Regions from separate parts of the Mus musculus genome. Here region 2 is linked to region 1. Evidence: chromatin loops called from intact Hi-C (ENCODE). Cell type or tissue: heart. All regions are shown on one strand. Links, peaks and the distances in the headings refer to the core of each region. The heading gives the core; the rest is flanking DNA.

Region 1 (10,094 bases), core at 717-8,716:
AGGTGGATGCAGAGAGCATCACAAGTCTGCCCCTGACCCCACACTCACCCCTGCACACAGCAACCTAAACACTTTTTAAATGGGGGCCTGGAAGAAGTCTTAGCAGTAAAGAGCACTCGTTGCTCTTCCAGAGGATGCAAGTTCGATTCCGGGAATGCACAGCACCCCATCTTTGTAACTCATTTCCAGGGGGATCTGATGCCCTCTTGTCATCTTTTGGGGCTTCAGGCACACACAGGATGCACAGGCATACATGCAGGTAGAACACTCACACATAACAATGTGGGGTGTGGGCTGACATGTATCTCAGTGGTTCAGCCTTTACTTATCAGGCATCTGGACCTCCACTTTGGTACCAATCCCACAGAAAGAAGAAGGGGGGGGGGGTGGAGCAAGGTACATATGCTAAGTAAGGATATGAAAAAACAAAAAACAAACAAAAAAAAAACAAAACCATATCCACCTCCCCCCTCTCTGGAAAAAAGTCTTTTAAAAGACGATTTGCTCATGATAAGAGAATTAAAAATAATCCCCTGCTACCCATCCTCTGAATCACAATAAATACTGAGTATGACAAAGAAGGGTCACACCGACTAAGGAGCTTATCTAAGGGCACGGACTCTTCTGAAGATCTTGGCACCTTCTGTGATCTGAAAGGTCGCAGTGATAAGGCAGTGTACAGCCGTGTATTACAAATACATAGCGTGTGGATTAAAAAAAATTCCCATAAAGTATTCTATTTATTTCACCCTTAATACAGAGAGGAGAGAGAGAGAGAGGGAGAGAGAGAGAGAGAGAGAGGGAGAGAGAGAGCGAGTGTGTGAGCAAACAGTGCATTCATTTGAAAGGTGAAGTCACTACTGAAGGTCAAACAGCCAAGCCAGGACAGGAACCTGGATCTTCTACCCATCTCCCTCCCCATCGGAACTCTTTCCAATGCATCCAAATTTTGAAAAATATTATTATTGGCTCTGACATTATTCAATGTACTTGTCAGACACACCAGGAAGAGGAGGAGGCAGAGAGGGAGGAAGGGGGTGGGGAGAGAGGAGAGCCTTTGGATTTTCTAAGTAGCCCAGCCTTGACCGTGCTTACTGTATACGCGCCTCTGTGCTTGTTGTGATGATAGCGGCTGCAGTTGCTTGTCCCTGTGTAAACTGTGGCTCCAGATCTAGCATATGACCTTAAGTGCCAGCCTGAGCCAGGCTGTCCGTCCTTCAGTTAGCACGGACTGATCCTTGGAGCAGCCATATGGCTTTAGGTGACAAGCTGTGTTGTCTATCCTGAGGATGAACCACTTAAGCTCTGATTAGGAGATCTTTTGATTAGTGATAGCTTGATTACAAGTAGCTGGAGGTTATTACCGGCCGCCAGGACAGTTTTGCTAGTGGAGTTTGATGCGTTTCCTAGGGTTTCTCTGGCCTGTCTCCCAGCAGTTGTCCGTCTGCTCACCTTCATTTTTAAGACTGGAAATGTCAGGTTCATGGCGTGTAACCATGAGTGGGCTGAATTGACTATTAATCACTGTACTATAGATATGTGACTTGATCTGGGACTTGATATGAGATTCTCAGCGATCTTCCCGGGGTGGGAAAGGTGGTGGGGGTGGGGAAGGCATAAGTAGTGTTATAATGTTTCCAGTGAGTGGAAATTAGCTGACTGTGGCAGTTCATGAAACCTCAGCACCTAGGAGTCCAAGACAGGAAGACTGCTGTGGGCTTGAGGCCAGCCTAGATCATAGGACAGAATGGGCTACACAATGAGACGCTGCTCATAAACGGGGTGTTTTGAGGTGCTTATATGGAAATATTGACTGGTCCGTGTGAGCTATAAGCATGAGTGGAGACTCCCAAGTTCTGAAATAGTCAACCATTCCTCACTTGTGCAAAAAAGATATTTTAATTAAATATGACATTTATGAATTCAAGTTAAATATTAACTAATGTCAAGTAATTATTAATGAACATGGAAGCTGCAAAAACGGTAAGATAGTTCCTGCTCTCCATAAACATATGACCTAGAAAAGGCAAAAATCACACAGAGATGAAAATGATTTAAGAGACGTCAAAAGGCAATCTATCATAGCCACAGTTACCATAGGTTAGTGGGAAATTATTTCCAGAAGCAACAGGCAGGGAAAGGAAGACGGAAGGAGGAAGGAGAAGCAAGACAAGAATATATCCCAGCTTTGGGAAGAGATTAGATCCGAAACCAGGCCGGAGTTTCCTACGATAGAGGCGTACAGAACTCTATGCAGTGAGCCGGTAAAGGCTGTCATCCCTGGATGGAGCTGGGCCTTTGCCTGTTAGGTAACTGCTGTACAGCTGAACTACACATTCAGCTCTCTGTGAGAGTGAAGGGGATAAGGAGAGGTAGTCACAGAGTGCACACCGAATACTGTCTCCCATAGGATGCAGGGAGCCAGATGGGAAAAGAGGCAGCGGGGGAGGGACTCGTGATTCTCAGGTGTGCCAATTAACACTGGGAAGGATTCCTACTGATGCACTTTGAGTGGCAGATAGAAAATGACCATATTGAACAGTTGGTCTGACGGAGTGTTAAGTGGTGGCTTTGCTGTGACGGGATGGATACATAGTTGCTATGAGATCTGACAGGAGTTAGAAGAGCGGGTTGTTACTACTCCTCAAGAGGCCCCTTGTGCTTTCTGCTCTGCACAGAGAGGCAAGTGTCTGGACTTGAACCTCTCAACCTTCAAAATTCTGAGCCAAAATAAAGCCCTTCTTACATTACCCAGGTTCAGGTATCCGGTCATAGCAACAGAAAACAGACTAAGTCAGTGGCTATGTTGAACTTCCTCTTAATCTCATATCCTTTTCTAAGAAGCAGAGAGAGAGAGAGAGAGAGAGATGGAGAGAGAGAGAGAGAGAGAGAGAGAGAGAGAGACCTCCATGCTAGCTGAGGCTACACTATTTTAAGTACGCCTGTCAGTACAGTTGAGGAAAGTCCCTAAGAGCATCTGGGATCCTCTCTATGAAGCCCTGCTAGAAAAGCCTCCTGGTTTTTGAATGCTTACTTGAATGTATTTATTCCACAGAAATGCAGAGAAACTTGATGTAACACCAAGTCATCAAGGGGAAAGGTCACAAAATCCAGAATGGTGGTCCTGCCGCCTGGTGTGTTCATACATATAAATAGCACAAGGTTACCAGCCTCGGCTCCTGACTCCAATCTCTACAGCTCAGTTCTGGCCTTATCATCCCAAGAAACCCCATGCCCTGGGGACACGAGGTCGATACACTGCACCCCAATAGCACCACTTAGCAGAAAGCCTCTTTCCACATTTCCCCACACCCCAGCACTCAGAGGCCCTTTCTTGGTCAGCTCACTTCAAAACATGGGCGTTTTTCAGATTGTCCCTTGAGTCCTTTCAGCCATCCCCTAAAAGCCACAGGAAGGAGAGACCCTGGCTTGAAGAGGCTGGGGTGACTATGGGTGCCAACTCCTTCTGCCCTCGGTGTAGTTCCTGTTCCCTGATTCTCAAAACTCCCCAACTTGGCAGAACTTGGTAAGTCCAGGGCAGGGGTGAATAAACAGATCACTCCCCCGTGGTAACACTCTCAGTGGTCAAGCCTGATCCTAGGGCACATCCACGGGTTTGACTTTATGAAGAGTACGGCTGTGGATGGACAGCTGTGAGCCTGTGTCTTTTGGCAAGGTGAGAGTACCAGCTTGGCCACATGTTGATGTTCCTCCCAGATGCTAATCTTTTTATTCCAATGCAAGAAGGACTCGGGAGCATTACATAACATTATATAACACTACCGTGCACCCTTCCCTTCTGAGACAATTGGGAACTGTTCGCTTCTCAAGAACTTAATTACAGATTTCCTTTTTACGGCCTGAGGTAGAGGCATTCCCAGGGGTAGATCAGAGGACCTCAGCCCGAGGTCCCATCCTCTGTTCGCATCAGGAATGAAGCCAAAGACTCTAGTTTCGGATTCTCTCGACAATGTGAAGCGAGGAAATGTGGTATGACTTTAAATGCTTTCAGATTTAATCGCCTTGAGTATGTATATATTTTCTTCCCTCATCTTCCCAAAGCTAATCCCACAGTTTTGAGAATCTAGCCACCCTCCCAAGAAATCTGAAATCCCAGTTCATGACGTCAACCCAAAAGGGATAGCACCTTGTGTTGGCTCAGCTCAGATTGCAAAATCCCATGGGTAACGGAGCACAGATGCGGATGTTAAGGTGTTGGTACTGGAGTCAAAAAGTCTGAAGCGTCATTCTCCGTGTTCTTTCCACGAGGGGCGTGGGGGTGGGGCGACGTCATTTACCCTGGACTGAATGTTGCCCTAAACTTCTCCTTTATATTCAGAACTCTTTCATCCTTTTCTTTAGCTGGGACTGGGGCCTGTGTGTGTATCCGACTGGTCCTCGGTGTTGGCAGTTACATCCACAAACCTTCCCTTCCTTTCCCCATCTACTGCACTTGAAGGAGAGAGCACAGCTCCGCGCGAGAACAGCGCCCAGAGAGCCTTTCTGACAGATGCGTACCCTGCTCCAGCAACCCGCCTGGCTGCAAAGTTTCCTCTAATCACTAACACCCACTTCCTATTCCCCCAAGCTGTCATGCTGGCCAGGTCCCCTCGCGATCAGGGAAGAGCCAGGCTGCCTGATGGCAGAACCCCAGTCTCACAGCTAAATTCCTCCAATCCCAGCAGATAGGCTGTCCAAGGCACTCCTGCGTCTCCGAGACGCCTGTAAGGTTCTCTTATAGCTACCAGGAACCGGGCACTAGAGGCGAGGGAACTACGGGGTGCCGAAGGGAAATAAGGGCGCTCTTGCGGGAGCGGCAAAAGGAGAGCTGGGTGCTAAGGTTAACGGAGACTACTGGTTGGCGGGGGGCACAGGAGGCGGCGGGGCGCCGCAGGGGGCGCCGCAGACTAGACTCTGGAAGAAGCCTGAGCAGGAAAGGGCGCGCTCGCTGCAGCCCGTGGGTGCTGGCTGCGTAGTCCGCCCGCAATCTTTGGAGCCTTTCAATCGCGGGTAGGAGGGGGTGCTGGGTGTTGGGGGTGGGGGCACCATTGTCGGGGGCGTGCCTTGGCGGCGATTGGCTGCGGGAGCCTGACGCGCGGCCCCGGGGGCTGGCTGGGGGGGTGGCAGCGAAGGGGGGGGGGGAGGTGCTGGGTGTTGGAGCCGCCGGCCCCGCGCGCTCAGAAACATGCTGAGGTCCCGGCGGCTCTTCCAGCAGCGACAGCGGCTCCAGCAGCAGCGGCGGCGGCGGCGGCGGAGACAGCGCTCGGCTACGGAGGAGAAGGCGCCCGGCGTCCATGCCTCCGGCCCCGAGCCGCGGCTGCCCTGACCTGGCCGCGACCTCCCCGCGCGGGCCCCGCAGCCCCGGCTCCTGGGGTGCTCCCCAGGCGCGGCCCAGCCCCGCCACACCCCCCGCCCCCGGCCTCCGCAGCTCGGCATGGGCGCGGGGGCGCTCGCCCTGGGCGCCTCCGAACCCTGCAACCTGTCGTCCGCCGCGCCGCTGCCCGACGGTGCGGCCACCGCGGCGCGGCTGCTGGTGCTCGCGTCGCCTCCCGCCTCGCTGCTGCCTCCAGCCAGCGAGGGCTCAGCGCCGCTGTCGCAGCAGTGGACCGCGGGTATGGGCCTACTGCTGGCGCTCATCGTTCTGCTCATCGTGGTGGGTAACGTGCTGGTGATCGTGGCCATCGCCAAGACCCCGCGGCTGCAGACGCTCACCAACCTCTTCATCATGTCCCTGGCCAGCGCTGATCTGGTCATGGGATTGCTGGTGGTGCCTTTCGGGGCCACCATCGTGGTGTGGGGCCGCTGGGAGTACGGCTCCTTCTTCTGCGAGCTCTGGACTTCGGTAGATGTGCTGTGTGTGACGGCCAGCATTGAGACCCTGTGTGTCATCGCCCTGGACCGCTACCTCGCCATCACGTCGCCCTTTCGCTACCAGAGTTTGCTGACGCGCGCGCGAGCGCGGGCCCTCGTGTGCACAGTGTGGGCCATCTCGGCGTTGGTGTCCTTCCTGCCCATCCTCATGCACTGGTGGCGGGCCGAGAGCGACGAAGCGCGCCGCTGCTACAACGACCCCAAGTGCTGCGATTTCGTCACCAACAGGGCCTACGCCATCGCCTCGTCCGTCGTCTCCTTCTACGTGCCCCTGTGCATCATGGCCTTCGTGTACCTGCGGGTGTTCCGCGAGGCCCAAAAACAGGTAAAGAAGATCGACAGCTGCGAGCGCCGCTTCCTCGGCGGCCCAGCCCGGCCGCCCTCGCCTGAGCCCTCGCCGTCACCTGGGCCACCGCGCCCCGCAGACTCGCTGGCCAACGGGCGCTCCAGCAAGCGGCGGCCGTCGCGCCTCGTGGCTCTGCGCGAGCAGAAGGCGCTCAAGACACTGGGCATCATCATGGGTGTGTTCACGCTCTGCTGGCTGCCCTTCTTCCTGGCCAACGTGGTGAAGGCTTTCCACCGCGACCTGGTGCCGGATCGCCTCTTCGTCTTCTTCAACTGGCTGGGCTACGCCAACTCGGCCTTCAACCCCATCATCTACTGCCGCAGCCCCGACTTCCGCAAGGCTTTCCAGCGCCTGCTCTGCTGCGCGCGCCGGGCCGCCTGCAGACGCCGCGCAGCCCACGGGGACCGGCCGCGCGCCTCCGGCTGCCTGGCGAGAGCTGGGCCGCCGCCGTCCCCCGGAGCTCCCTCGGACGACGACGACGACGACGCCGGGACCACCCCACCGGCGCGCCTGCTGGAGCCCTGGACCGGCTGCAACGGCGGGACAACCACTGTGGACAGCGATTCGAGCCTGGACGAGCCGGGGCGCCAGGGCTTCTCCTCGGAGTCCAAGGTGTAGAGAGCCAGGCTCTCTGGGCGCACGGACGCCGCTCCCCATAGTCCCGGGCTGGACACGGGCTCTGCATCCCTAGAGGAAGAGAGCCCGCCTGGGCGCCCCTGAGCCGCTCCCCAGGGGAGAGAGGAGATCTCTGTTTACTCAAGACCGAAAGCAGGTGAATGCAAAGCCCACAGATCTATCGAATCATCCGAGACGTACAGAAAAGCCCCGGACCGAGCGTTTGCGCAAAAAGGAAAGTTTAGGAGGAGTTGGGAGAGTGTGGCTTAGTATGGCTTACTGGCTTGTCTTGAGTTCCTTTCTCTCTGAGGTTCGGCCTTTCGTGTGTTTAATGCACCTTCAGGCATTCCCCCCCCCCCCCGCCCCTAGGTGGGTTTTGACACTTTCTGCAAGGACCCGAGTGGAAACTAGGCGGGGAGGGGAGGGGGCAGGATGGAGTCTATCACCTGGCTTTCCGGTTCCACACCTAGGAACCTAAGTATTCAGCTCAGGTTTGGTGTGGGGGCGGGGCCGGTGATAATTAGCCAGGAAGTGTTTCCCTTTGCTTTCTAAAGAAATTGCATACTAATTCCGGAGTACTGGTGTCTCCTGTTCTTAAAGCAAAGGGAAAAGAAGGATGCGAAACAGACAAATCTGGTTTCGAGAAACTATGTGTGGAGCACGGTTCACCTTGCTTTCTCCTAGAGGGCAAACCTTGTGCCCTGCGCGCCTCGGTGGTCCTGCTGTGGGTCCTCTACCTCACTCTGTGCATATTGCACAGCAAGATAGAAAGACTTGTTTATATTAAACAGCTTATTTATGTATCAATACTAGTTGGAAGGACCAGGCGCTGAGTCTCTCTCTGTGACATGTGACTCTGTCAACTAAAGATAGGACAGAACAAAAAGGAAACAGTTGAGATTATTGCACATGTGGCTAAAAACAAAGACGGCAAAAAAAAAAAAAAAAGGCAGTGGTTGGAAGGCCATTTTGCACAGTGTTAGGCATTGTAAAATTCATAGAAGTTGTTAACTTGCACAAAAAAAATTAAATATTTTTACTGGGATGGGGAGGTGGGCAGATCTTTAAAAAGCTAAAATAAAATTCAAACTCAGTTTCTCTTGTCTATTATGTTATTGAGTTGATGGTTTATTGGGAAGTTACTTTTTATACTCTTATCATGGTACTGTAACTGTATCCATATTATAAATATTATTCTCTTACGTATTTTTATTATTATTTTTTAATGTCCAAGTGCCCCCGTGAATCTGCTGGTAAAATTTAGCACTCGTGTGTATATTCTATCTCTTCTTGTGTGTGTGACCAAGTATTTATACTCTGGTGCAACTAACTACCGTGTGGGAATTGGTCCATGTGCAATAAAGACAGCAGTGCAGCTCAATCGAGGTTCCGTGCCGTGTGTCTGTAAGGGGGTCCGCGATGACAAGAGAGACTTGAGTGTTTGCTTCAAAATACAGACTGGCTGCCTTTTTAATATCTCTTCATGACTCAATCACAGAGCAAAGTGCCTCTAGACCAAATAAGGTGTTCACCAACCGAGAGCCACAGATTTGCCCTAAATTTTCACAGCCGGATTCAAGGTATTCCAGACAACTCAGGCACCCTCAAGAGCCCATCTGCTACACTTGATGGAAGAAGGGACCGTGTATCTTCTGCAAAGGAGAGCCAGAGAGAGTGCTGCTGGAGACGGGTAACTCAGCAGCAACATCTCACAGAAACACAAGCAGGAAGGAATGATCCACTGGATGATGTCGCCCACTTGAAATAACGGTGAGTGGCTTCCATGGCTTATGTTTGTGTCCCCATTGAAAACCACAGTGGGTTCACAGTTCTCCAGAGCCTGCTTAGAATGGGAAAAAAAAAAAGCCATGTTCATGCTTAAGCAAAGATGTATAAAAGGACTCCTGAAGCAAATGTTATCTCTCTCACACAAGTACCTAGATCCTTTTCAGCAGATGTTCTAGGTGGGCAGGAAAGGCAAACTGAACCTCCTAACTTTCATTTAACTTCCTAACAGAATTATAACACCCAAATGGATAGAGGTTTTTTTTTTTTTTCATTAAAAATTAGTTCCCGAGAAGTGTAGAGTAAAATTCCATCCTGAGATTCATTGTACATTCACCCAGTCTGTTTATCCAATATGTTTAAACAAGCTTTTCATTTCATGACTGAACCGTACGTAGTGTCACCAAAATGAAAAGTATATGGTTTTGGCTCAGGGTCCCCTCTAAGATGGACAGACAAGACGGACAGGCAGCTTCTTCCAGGAAAAGGTAGGACTCCTTTCTCCAAAGGCATGTCTGCAAGCTCAGGGCCCTTTGAGAACAGTGCTGGCCTTTAGATCCCTGTGGAAGAAAGGCTGGCTGAACAGCAGCCATGTCAACAAAGGCTCCCCACAGGTTTACCCCATGTTTCCAGAAAAAGAAAGTAGGAACTGAAGAAGGAAAGAAAGGGGAAGGGGAGGGGCAGGGAGGAAAGGGTGATGGTAAATGGTAATCCTTAAACTTAGTTTGAAAGCGTAAATCCATCTCAGGATAAAATAGTACTGTAAGTCCCCTAGGAACTGAAGTTCATTTTAGTATCACCCCCCCCCTCCCCAAAGTATGCATGTGCTTTTGGTTGGAGGGTTTTTCATTCATAATGTGAAGAGTCGGTCTCATCTGAAGAACCCTGAAGCACCTGGCTAATGCCTTGCTGCCTACATGAGAGAGTATCCCCCACCCCAAACATGGGTGCTGGTCTGCAAACCTCAGCTCTGAATATCACGAATGTTCTTTTAGCTCTAAGGACATACTGTATTAACTACTGGGTAGACGTGTTCAGTCTCTTTAGTGAACTAGAGGAAGTCACTCTGCAGAGGGATTTGCTTACATAGACTTGCAGGAAACAAGAAGACTTTTTTTTGTGGGATCCTCCAAGCGGGCACCACAGATATTCACAGGTAGGCCGGCCGTGTCCGAGATTCTGAATAGCAGGAAAACTACCTTGGGTTGTTGTTTAGGAGGAGAGCTGTGCGTTGTAGGAATGGTGAAAACTGGTTTGCCAATCTCAGAAGTTACAACAGCCAGTTGTGTGTGTTAGCTGCTGAAACAGTATTGCAGAGATGGGAGGAAAAGGGCAGTGTACAGGCAGGGAACTGCCTTACCCTTGTATCTGCACACATCAAGTTGCCAAAGGTATCTACCTTAATATCACAACAGTAGACAGAATACGACTAAGATTTGTCAACTCAGCAGTGACTTGCTACACTGGTCATGGAAGT
Region 2 (10,094 bases), core at 1,056-9,055, 91 kb before region 1:
CTTACCGGAGCTGTGGTACACACCTGAAGAAAGAAAATGTGTTGATTCGCTTGTGAGAGTGAGCATACATTTATTAAGGAAAAGGGAGAAAGAACTCCAGAGAAGAGGAGGGGTTCCAAGAGGAAAATACCTAGGGTACATTTAAAAAAATAATTTAAAAAGCTTACTCTTTGAAAGTATTGTGCATTTATACAACGTTTTGAATATGTCCGTCCACCCCTACCTCCCTTCACCGTCACTACCCTCTCCATCCCTCCTTACCTCATGCACTCTTTTTCTTTAAAAAAAAAAAATTTGCTGTTCTTGAGTCCGGTTAGTTCTGCCCACATGTGGAAGTGGCATCCACTGGAGAACAGGCAACCTAGCAGCATCCAAAACCCCCAAAAGACAATGACTCTCCCTCCTTCAGCAACCATCCACCATCAAGAGATCCTTCATGATGAGTGGGTCTCAGGGGCCTCCTCCCACATCCATTCTGGATTTTGATTGGCTTAACCTTATGCAGGTCTTGTTAGCACACAACGTTTTGAAGAGGGGAGGATGGGTTAATCTTTGCATTCTAAGACTGTGTTGCTCAAGAATGTGATTCTAGATACAATGTAAGACAATAATCTCCACGACTAACCTAGATCATTCCCCGCCAGTCTGTGCTCTGGAGACATCTGACCTCTATATCAGCATCATTGGAGATGAAATAGAAGGAGATGAATCAATGTGGTGTCCTATGAGACTTCTTGTAGACTGGGACATTTTGTACACTATCTTATCTTTTTTATAGTCATAAAAATCTCCTCCCATGTCGCACTGTGTATGTGAATAGTAGCCACAGGAAAGGGATGTCTCCTATAGGGACTGCTGGAGAGAACCAGTTCCTCGGCGCATCACTGTCTTAGTCAGGGTTTCTATTCCTGCACAAACATCATGACCAAGAAGCAAGTGGGGGAGGAAAGGGTTTATTCAGCTTACACTTCCATACTGCTGTTCATCACCAAGGAAGTCAGGACTGGAACTCAAACAAGTCAGGAAGCAGGAACTGATGCAGAGGCCGCGGAGGGATGTTCTTTACTGGCTTGCTTCCCCTGGCTTGCTCAACCTGCTCTCTTATAAACCCAAGACTACCAGCCCAGAGATGGTCCCACCCACAAGGGGCCTTTCCCCCTTGATCACTAGTCGAGAAAATGCCTTACAGTTGGATCTCATGGAGGCATTTCCTCAACTGAAGCTCCTTTCTCTGTGATAACTCCAGCTGTGTCAAGTTGACACAAAACCAGCCAGTACAATCACCCAAGGATGGTTAAGTTCCATGGCTACGTAGCCATTCTGTGCACCACAAATCCAGACCACTGTTCTATAGACCATACTGACAGCTTTCTTTCTTTCATTAGGAACACTCACACAAATAAACACTCACACAAATGCTTTAGATGCTAAAACGTCCCCCTTTGTCATCCCCAAATACACATGTCATTCTGGAGCTGGGCATTAGAAAGGTTGCCATTGTCACGGCTGAGCACAAGAAACCACCTCCTTTTTCATTTTGTCCCCTATTTGTAAAGGAGAGCCACAGGTGTTTGAGATAGGGCCAGACCCTGTCATCAGCCTGGCTTCCTGTGAGCACCCAGTGGTCAAAGCTGCCTTGTTTCTCTCCAGTGTTTATAAAGTGAGACTCATCTGGTTGCAGGGAGTTGACCCGTGCTAGTAGGATTTGGAACTCAGAGCATTCCTTAATAAGGCTTTGATGGTCTTGAGAGATTGTAATTAAAATTCTAGTTGTCTCCCTTGGGGCTTTCAGCCCTATTTGAACTGTGTCTATGCAGCTAGAAACAGGAACACAAAAAACTTAATATGGTTTTACTGTAGGCTCCAGATAGAGGTGAACCACACTTTGTCAATGGTACCAAAGTCCATACCATCTGCCAGCCTGGAGACCCCAAGTGGCTGCCAAAGGCCACCAGCCTTCTGTTGACTTAGGCTCTGGAAGAGACCAATTTGGATTTTGCAAGTGCACTTCAGGCCACCCCCTGAGCCTGAAAACATTAATCAGAATGGATTTGAAGTCCAAATTAACATCAGATGACTTTAGCAATATCACTTTACGTCATAAGATCACTCATTCGTAGATCTGGAAAAGACTTAGTCCAACTACAAAGATCCAGTCCTTCTACAAATGCGGAAACCAGGCAGGCCATGAGCCCATGAGGGTCATGGAAGGACACACTGCTGGTTGGTAACAGACACAGGGACGGAACTCAGTCCCATCCTCTCCACTACAGCCTGCCAGAGTTTCCAGAGTTCTCAAACATGGACAGACCGTGCTGGCGGCCCACCAGCTTCAATCAATATTTGCTATCACAAAATTCCAGCAAAACCTAGAGACCATGGGATCAGTCTTCGTGTGATTTCACCTGTGTGACTGGAAAAGGATGCATTTCTCTACACGAGGGAGGCGGTCTGTTGACTCAGGCCAGCTGCGTGGAAGCCTGTTTTGTACTCTCCTAGACTTCCACTCCATAAACATCCCTCCAGTTTCTTCCATTTCGTCACCCGGAGAAAGGAGCCACAGGACAAACACTGCTGGTCCCCTGAGGCACACTGACTTGGGGTACCAGACTTAGACTAAGGGCTCTTTGGCATTTAGTTCTGGGGGCTTCAGTTAACGCAACCATTGAGCCCAGAGCTAGTAAAGCTGACTTTTATCTGGCGAGTGGCTGTCTACCTCCTCCAGAGAGAGGTACGCTCCTATCATGGCCTGCAGAGGCTGGGAGGGATTTAAGGGGCTCCTGTGCTGGGTTCCTACTGGAGGTAGTACGGACCATGGACCTCTTTGCGATTTGCCCGTTTTGAGGGGTGGCCACCACGGTATTTGCTGAAGGCTGTCCTGGGTTCTGCCTCTTATTCTTACTCATTCCCCTCTCCATCTTTGTCTAGAACAGATTTCCTGATGCCCCAGCCTGTCCTGTCCCTCCTTTTATGACTTATGAGTCTTTGGCTAGGCATCCCCATACCCCTGTACCAGCTTGGGCCAGAGTGAAGGGACACATGGTTCTAATTTTGAATGGCTGTGTGTATGCAGATCCCCCAGCTAATGTCCCAGTGGGATAGGGGGGACACTAGACAGAACACCTCTATCTATAGCTCCCCTCATAGTCTCAGCTAGATCTCCTGTGCTCCCAGACTTCCCCTTCAGCCTGGCTCTGGAACAAGGCTACCCTGTCTTGCCCAAATACAGAGGCTTAGCTAGATTTAAGCTTTGTGGCTGCTACACGCTCACAAACACAGCAACACGTGCATGGTTGTCCAGGCTGTTGGTGTGAGAGACACATGGGACAGACTAACAAACTTCATCCTTATGAAAAAAAAAAAAGAGGCTGCTGGGACTCAAAAGTAAATGTGATCATCTACTTATATATTTAAAGCAACTTTGAATGGGAATTGAAATGTACCGACTCATTCCAGAAAGATAAAATTTTGAAAATCTTTACACGTTGATGGGTCATCCTGACACCACTTATAATGCCACCAAAATTTGGAAGCTCGTTGGCCAGAGCAAGACAGACTTCTGAGGACCTTTTTTTTTTCCCTTGAAGCACGAGTGTGTTTCTTGTTAAAAGCTCTAAATCTGGTAGCACAATGAATAGCCTCCGTTTCTATTTAAGTTTTGTTGATCAAAAAAAAAAAAAAAACCCAAAAAACTGTGGGTTCCTGGTTTGTCCCCTTGACAATTTTCAAGAGCACGTGCCTTTGTTATCCAGCACTCTGCTGAACCTCACCCAGCCTTCATCCCATGCCCGGAACTCAGGCTCTCTCCTGGAGCCCTGAGAAAGGTCACCCAGGGAGTGCAGTGGGAATAAGCTGACGAACCCTGGCTGGACAGGGGCAGACTGAGCAGGACCAGAACACTCAGGCCCCCAGAGGCCCTGCAAGATGAAAGCGCTCTCTCTCTGCTGACTTTGTGGCAGGATCCACGCACAGAGTTGGGATGTGGTTGGATTCATGTGCAATGATACCCAACGTGACTGTCCCCACAAGGAACTGTTGGAGAAGCAGGGCAGCAAGAGAGAGAAGTGGAAAGAAGCAGGCAGAGGTGTGACCCTGGAACACAATTATACTTCATGGTGTTTCAATGGCCCCTGTCTTGAGGAATCTCACATGAGGACCAGGTAGAGGCCCTATTAGTGGTAATGTTTCTGGGAAACAGACTTCAGAATAGGCTGTTGGTGTTTTATTTTGTTTTGATTTGCAGTGTAGTGTGTGTGTGTGTGTGTGTGTGTGTGTGTGTGTGTGTGTGAGACAGAAAGAGAGAGAGAGAGAATTTATGCACATACTTTGGTGGTCAGAGGACAGCTTTGGGTGTGACTTCTCCTGCCCACAGTTCCCCACTCACTTCCAAGGAACTCTCTGTGAGCAAACAGCATTCCTTCTCCAGCCTCTGGGCAGGTCTTAGCGGGTGCCTCCACTACCCAGGCCCTCTGACCTCCTTAGAAAGTTATTATGCAGCCGTGTAGGTTATACCTCAATAAGACTACATTTTTTTCCAGGTGTCTCTTTTTGTAAAGACCTAATATTTAGAACTGGATTCCTACCAGATGGCACATTCATTTAGTGTATCTCCCATCATGCTTGACACGACAGGACTCAACATTTCTGGTCCTCAAGACCTGGGCATAATGGCACTAGAATGACAGAGGCAGGAGGATGACCATTTGGAACTAGCCTGAAATATATAGAGAGACTGTCTTAGGGTGTTCATTGCAGCGATGAAGCACTGCAGCCAAAAGCAGGCTAAGAAGGAAACGGTTTATTTGGCTTCTATTTCCACACTGAAGTCCATCATTGAAGGAAGTCAAGACTGGAACTCAAACAGGTCAGGAACCTGGGGGCAGGAGATGAAGCAGAGGCCGTGGAGGGATGCTGCTTACTGGCTTGTTCCTCATGGTTTGCTCAGCCTGCTTTCTCATAGAACCCAGGACCACCAACCCAGGGACGATGAGACCCACAGTGGGCTGGGCCCTTCCCCATCAATCACTAATTAAGAAAATGCCTTAAAGCTGGATCTTATGGAGGCATTTTCTTTAACTGAGGTTTGCTCCTCTCAGATGCCTTTAGCTTGTGTCAAGTTGATGTACAAACCAAGCAGTGCCTCTTCAGTGGCCTTGGATACGATCCAATGCACAACCCTCTCTCAGAAACCTCCACTTGCAACACCCACCAACAGACAGCGACATCTCAACAGCAAAGCAAGCACACAGGCACGACGCAAGTTTGGAGAACTGGAGGCCAGCTGCCAGGCAGAGACACAGTCTGTTCCCAGCTTGTCTTTCAATCTCACTGTGCAGCTTGGGGCACAACTCTCTGACTTTGGCACCTTCCTCCTCTTGGACAGGGAGGTCACTAGGCCTCTTCTAGTTTCCTTGGTCCTTCTAGGCCTCAACCCTTAGAAAAACGCAAGAAGGACTGAGTGTCTGCGTTCCTGGGCTTCCTTGATCTAAAATGCAGCCCTGGCAGCCGGAGGAAACCAGGAGCAGACCTCTGCAAGAAAGGGCGAGCAAGCTCCCTTGGACTGGAGCTGACCCCGAGCGTGAGGAACACTTGCTGAACCCTTTGAAGCTGGGGCTGTCCTTCGGGTGGGGCAGGAGTCCGGCTGGGAAGGATTTTTCTTATTGGCAAGCATTTCCTTTTCTCTGGCATCCCTTTTCCCCAGGAATTCCCTTTAGCTAAAAGAGAAAGCAAACAAAAGCCACCCTCTCCACAGACAGGAGCCTTTTCTCTGACTGCGAGGTCCTGATAAGAGAACCCGTCTGCCAATGGCTGCATCCTGTTCCAGAACCCTGTAGCTGCCTCTGCCAGGCAAAGCCTCTTTGGCCCGTGATTAATGGGCAGCCGCGGGTGGGGTGCAGTGTGCTGGACAGCCTTCAGGTAGTGGCTACAAGGTCAATGGTAGGTGAAGTTCTGGAATAGTACGAGAAGTCAAACCACCAGGCAAGTCTGTAAACTTGTCCAGCCGTGACTAGTTTATGTTTATGTCTCAGCCAATTACCCCCCCCCCCCCAAGCTTAGGCCTATCTCCCCCTCCCCCTTTTAGGCCTACCCCCATCCCTACACCCCCTGGTTAGTCACCAAAATTGTAACAGCTTCCAGATATGGCTAAGCTGTGGGACCATCTGAGGGAGTCCGAGGATAGCTATGAACTACTATTTAGAGGCCAGAGGCTGTCGTCAGGCCGCTTCCTCTGTCATTCTTCACCTACGTTTTGAGGCAGAGTCTCTCACTAAACATGAAGCTCATGAGTTTGGCTAGGCTGGCTAGCCGGCCATGAGCTCAGACAGTCCCCCTGTCTCCTCTCCCAGCACCGAGGTTACAGCGCTAGCCACCTCATCTAGGGATAGGAACTCAAGTTCCTGCTCTCGTTACCCACTGCTCCATCCCTTCAGCCACCCAGGGCATCCTCTCTATTCTAAGGGACATCTGCTTTGGCGGAGATCTAGCTGAGATAAGTTCTGCTATGGAGAATTCTCACATTCAACACAGAAGCCACTTGCCACATGTGGTTAGGTAGCATGCACCTGAATGTGGTCAACCCAAACTAAGACAGGAGAGAGATGCAAAATATGCCCTGCGCCTTAACGACTTAAAGTGACCCTCCTTCCCAGCAAGTAAAAGAACCCACTAATCATCTTTACACTGATACAGAAATATTAAATGTCAAGATGCCGTAGCATCTCCCTTATAAACCTTAGTTCAGACGTTATCAACACGGTGCCTGGAACCCATTGATCAGCAGCTGTGTTAGGTATAGCCCTGGTGGGAGCATTTAGGAAGGGCATATACTCCCATGTTTTGCCATAGCTTGATACTCAAGAGAGATTTTTTTCAGAGTAGAACTTGGGACACCAGCATCAATCCTCACTAGTAACTACAGGGCTTTGAGAAGCCTAGTTCCCTGGATTGGAGTTTTAGCATCCACAAAGTGGCTCAGAGTCCTTCCATCTTTTGTAGTGAACTTCAACAGTTCCCACATTCTGCATTACCTCTACCATGATACAAGCTTCCTGATTTGTATCATAATTAAAAAACAATAGGGTTAGCAGGATGCTGCCGTGGGTAAAGGTACTTGTCGTCGGGTCTGACATGTTGGAAGGAGAGAATCAATTCTTGCAGGCTGTCCTCTGACCTCCACATGCACACCATGGCACACAAATACATAAATACGGGCAATTAAAATAAAAAGAAACAATAAAAAGTTGAGGGTTTTTGTAATAAATTGTCCAAAAACTGTAAAGGAGTTTTCTGGCTGACGAACCCTTTCCTTCTCTCAATTTTGGCACTATGATATCTAAGGAGCAAAGGTCCCTCACATATACTGAATTATCTTATAGTAAAAGTTGCATCTGGTCCATGAACTCCAGCATAGCTACTTGACAGTGTCTCTCAGGAACTGAAAAGATGCTGGGTGTGGTGGCCTGTGCCCTTAGTTCCAGCACACAGGAGGCACAGGTGGGTCTGAGGCCACACGTGTTTATTCCTTACAGGCTAGGGGCTTAAAGTCCAAAGTGCGGGCAGGTGAGAACGGGCAGGTATGGTTCCTACCAAATGCTTTCTCATTTGCTCGGAACCCCTTCTTGCTGCGAGTTTCCATGTCCTCTTTGTATTTGCTGCCTGTGTTTGGCTTTGTTTGTTTTAAATGATTTTATATATACATATATGATATGATGTGATCATATATTCACAACTGTCCCCCCACTTACTCTCCCCTCTCTCTACCACTCCTACTAGGCTCCCCTTCTTTTTCTCAACTAAATCTCTGTCTATTTTTATTTTATTGTATTGTATGGTATTGTATGATATTGTATTGTGTGTGCACATGTATGCATGTATGTGTGTGTGTGTGTGTGCCTATGCCTGCATATGTGTTTACATGTGTGTGTGTTTGCAGGTCTTGTGCAGGTAGCCAAAACTGCTGTGTATTCCCGATTACAGCCTTCCCACAGCCCGAAGCCGCTGCTTCACTTCTCCCCCTCCAATTTTACCAGCTTTCTCTCCCTCTTCTACAATGTTCCCTGAGCCATGGAGGCAAGATATAGATGTCCTGCTTAGGGCTGAGCATCCAGCAGCTACATTGCATCTCTTCTTCTTCTTCTTCTTCTTCTTCTTCTTCTTCTTCTTCTTCTTCTCCTTCTCCTCCTTCTCCTCCTTCTCCTCCTTCTCCTCCTTCTCCTCCTTCTCCTCCTTCTCCTCCTTCTCCTCCTTCTCCTCCTTCTCCTCCTTCTCCTCCTTCTCCTCCTTCTCCTCCTTCTCCTCCTTCTCCTCCTTCTCCTCCTTCTCCTCCTTCCTTCTCCTCCTTCTCCTCCTTCTTTTCTTCTTCTTCTTCTTCTTCTTCTTCTTCTTCTTCTTCTTCTTCTTCTTCTTCTTCTTCTTCTTCTTCTTCTTCTAAATATATATATTTTTTAAAGATTTATTTATTATTATATGTAAGTACACTGTAGCTGTCTTCAGACACACCAGAAGAGGGAGTCAGATCTTGTTACGGATGGTTGTGAGCCACCATGTGGTTGCTGGGATTTGAACTCTGGACCTTCGGAAGAGCAGTCGGGTGCTCTTACCCACTGAGCCATCTCACCAGCCCCTAAATATATTTTTATTAGATATTTTCTTCATTTACATTTCAAATGCTATCCCCTTTCCTAGTTTCCTCTCCCCAAATCCTCTATCCCCTCTCCCTCCCCCTGCTCCCCAACCTACCCACTCCTGCTTCCTGGCATAGAATCTTTACAAGACCAAGGGTCTCTCTGCCCATTGATGGCTGACTAGGCCATTCTCTGTTACATATGCAGCTAGAGACATGAGTGCTACCATGTGTTTTCTTTGATTGCTGGTTTAGTCCCAGGGAGCTCTGGGGTTACTGATTAGTTCATATTGTTGCTCCTCTTATAGGGCTGCAGACACCTTCAGCTCCTTGGGTACTTTCTCTAGCTCCTTCATTGGGGACCCTGTACTCCATCCAATAGATGACTATGAGCATCCACTTCTGTATTTGCCAGGCACTAGCATAGCCTCACAGGAGACAGCTATATCAGAGTCCTATCAACAAAAATCTTGTTGACATCTGCAATAGTGTCTACTAAACCCAGCAAAACTCTCAATTACTGTAGATGAAGAAACCAAGGTATTTCATGACAAAACCAAATTTACACAATATCTCTCCACAAATCCTTCAAAGGATAATAAAGGGAAAACTCCAACACAAAGAGGGAAACTAAGCTCTAGAAAAAGCAAGAAAGTAATCTTTCAACAAACCTAAAGAAGACAGCCACATGAACAGAATTCCAACTCTAACAACAAAAGTAACAGGAAGCAACAACGACTTTTCCTTAATATCTCTTAATATCAATGGATTCAATTCCCCAATAAAAAGACATAGACTAACAGACTGGTTATGTAACAGGACCCAACATTTTGCTGCATACAGGAAACCCACCTCAGGGATAAAGACAGATACTACCTCAGAGTAAAAGTCTGGAAAACAATTTTCCAAGCAAATGGTCCCAAGAAACATGTTGGTGTAGCCATTCTAATATCAAATAAAATCGACTTTCAACCTAAAGTTATCAAAAAAGATAAGGAGGGACACTTCTTACTCATTAAAGGTAAAATTTACCAAGATAAACTCTCAATTCTGAACATCTATGCTCCAAATGCAAGGGCATCCACATTCATTAAAGAAACTTTGCTAAAACTCAAAGCACACATTGCACCTCACACAATAATAGTGGAAGACTTCAACATCCCACTCTCATCAATGGACAGATCCTGGAAACAGAAACTAAACAGAGGCACAGTGAAACTAACAGAACTTATGAAACAAATGGATTTAACAGATATCTATAGAACATTTCATCCTAAAACAAAAGGATATACCTTCTCAGCATCTCATGGTACCTTCTCCAAAACTGACCATATAATCGGTCACCAAACAGACCTCAACAGATACAAAAATATTGAAATAATCCCATGCAGCCTATCAGATCACCACGGACTAAGGCTGATCTTCAATAACAACATAAATAATAGAAATCCAACATACAGGTGGAAGTTGA

What was found. Hi-C counts contacts between places; a loop is a spot of excess contacts. Peaks named below come from ENCODE experiments on the same cell type or tissue, not always from the same donor. Only the 100,000 strongest peaks of a DNase experiment are listed, where the experiment ranks them.
Region 2: a loop joins it to region 1, with 2.4 times the contacts of the local background. A loop is called at or near these places in 3 of 42 quality-filtered maps.

The regions. Positions count from the first base shown.
Region 1 is chr19:56,716,938-56,727,031 of GRCm38, forward strand. Adrb1 (adrenergic receptor, beta 1) reads left to right here and starts at 5,180. Exons shown (of 1, transcript NM_007419.3): 1 at 5,180-8,213. The coding sequence starts at 5,435. The coding sequence ends at 6,835. In heart, for the core only: a CTCF peak has its summit at 4,907; DNase peaks (open chromatin) are centred at 4,944, 6,074, 6,084, 6,674 and 1 weaker place; H3K4me3 peaks cover 3,667 bases; H3K27ac peaks cover 3,435 bases; H3K27me3 peaks cover 2,477 bases.
Region 2 is chr19:56,625,974-56,636,067 of GRCm38, forward strand. No RefSeq gene overlaps it. Among named protein-coding and RNA genes, the nearest start is that of Gm32441, 34 kb to the right of the region's middle. In heart, for the core only: no CTCF peak of the experiment used is centred there; DNase peaks (open chromatin) are centred at 3,888, 5,268 and 5,838; H3K27ac peaks cover 841 bases.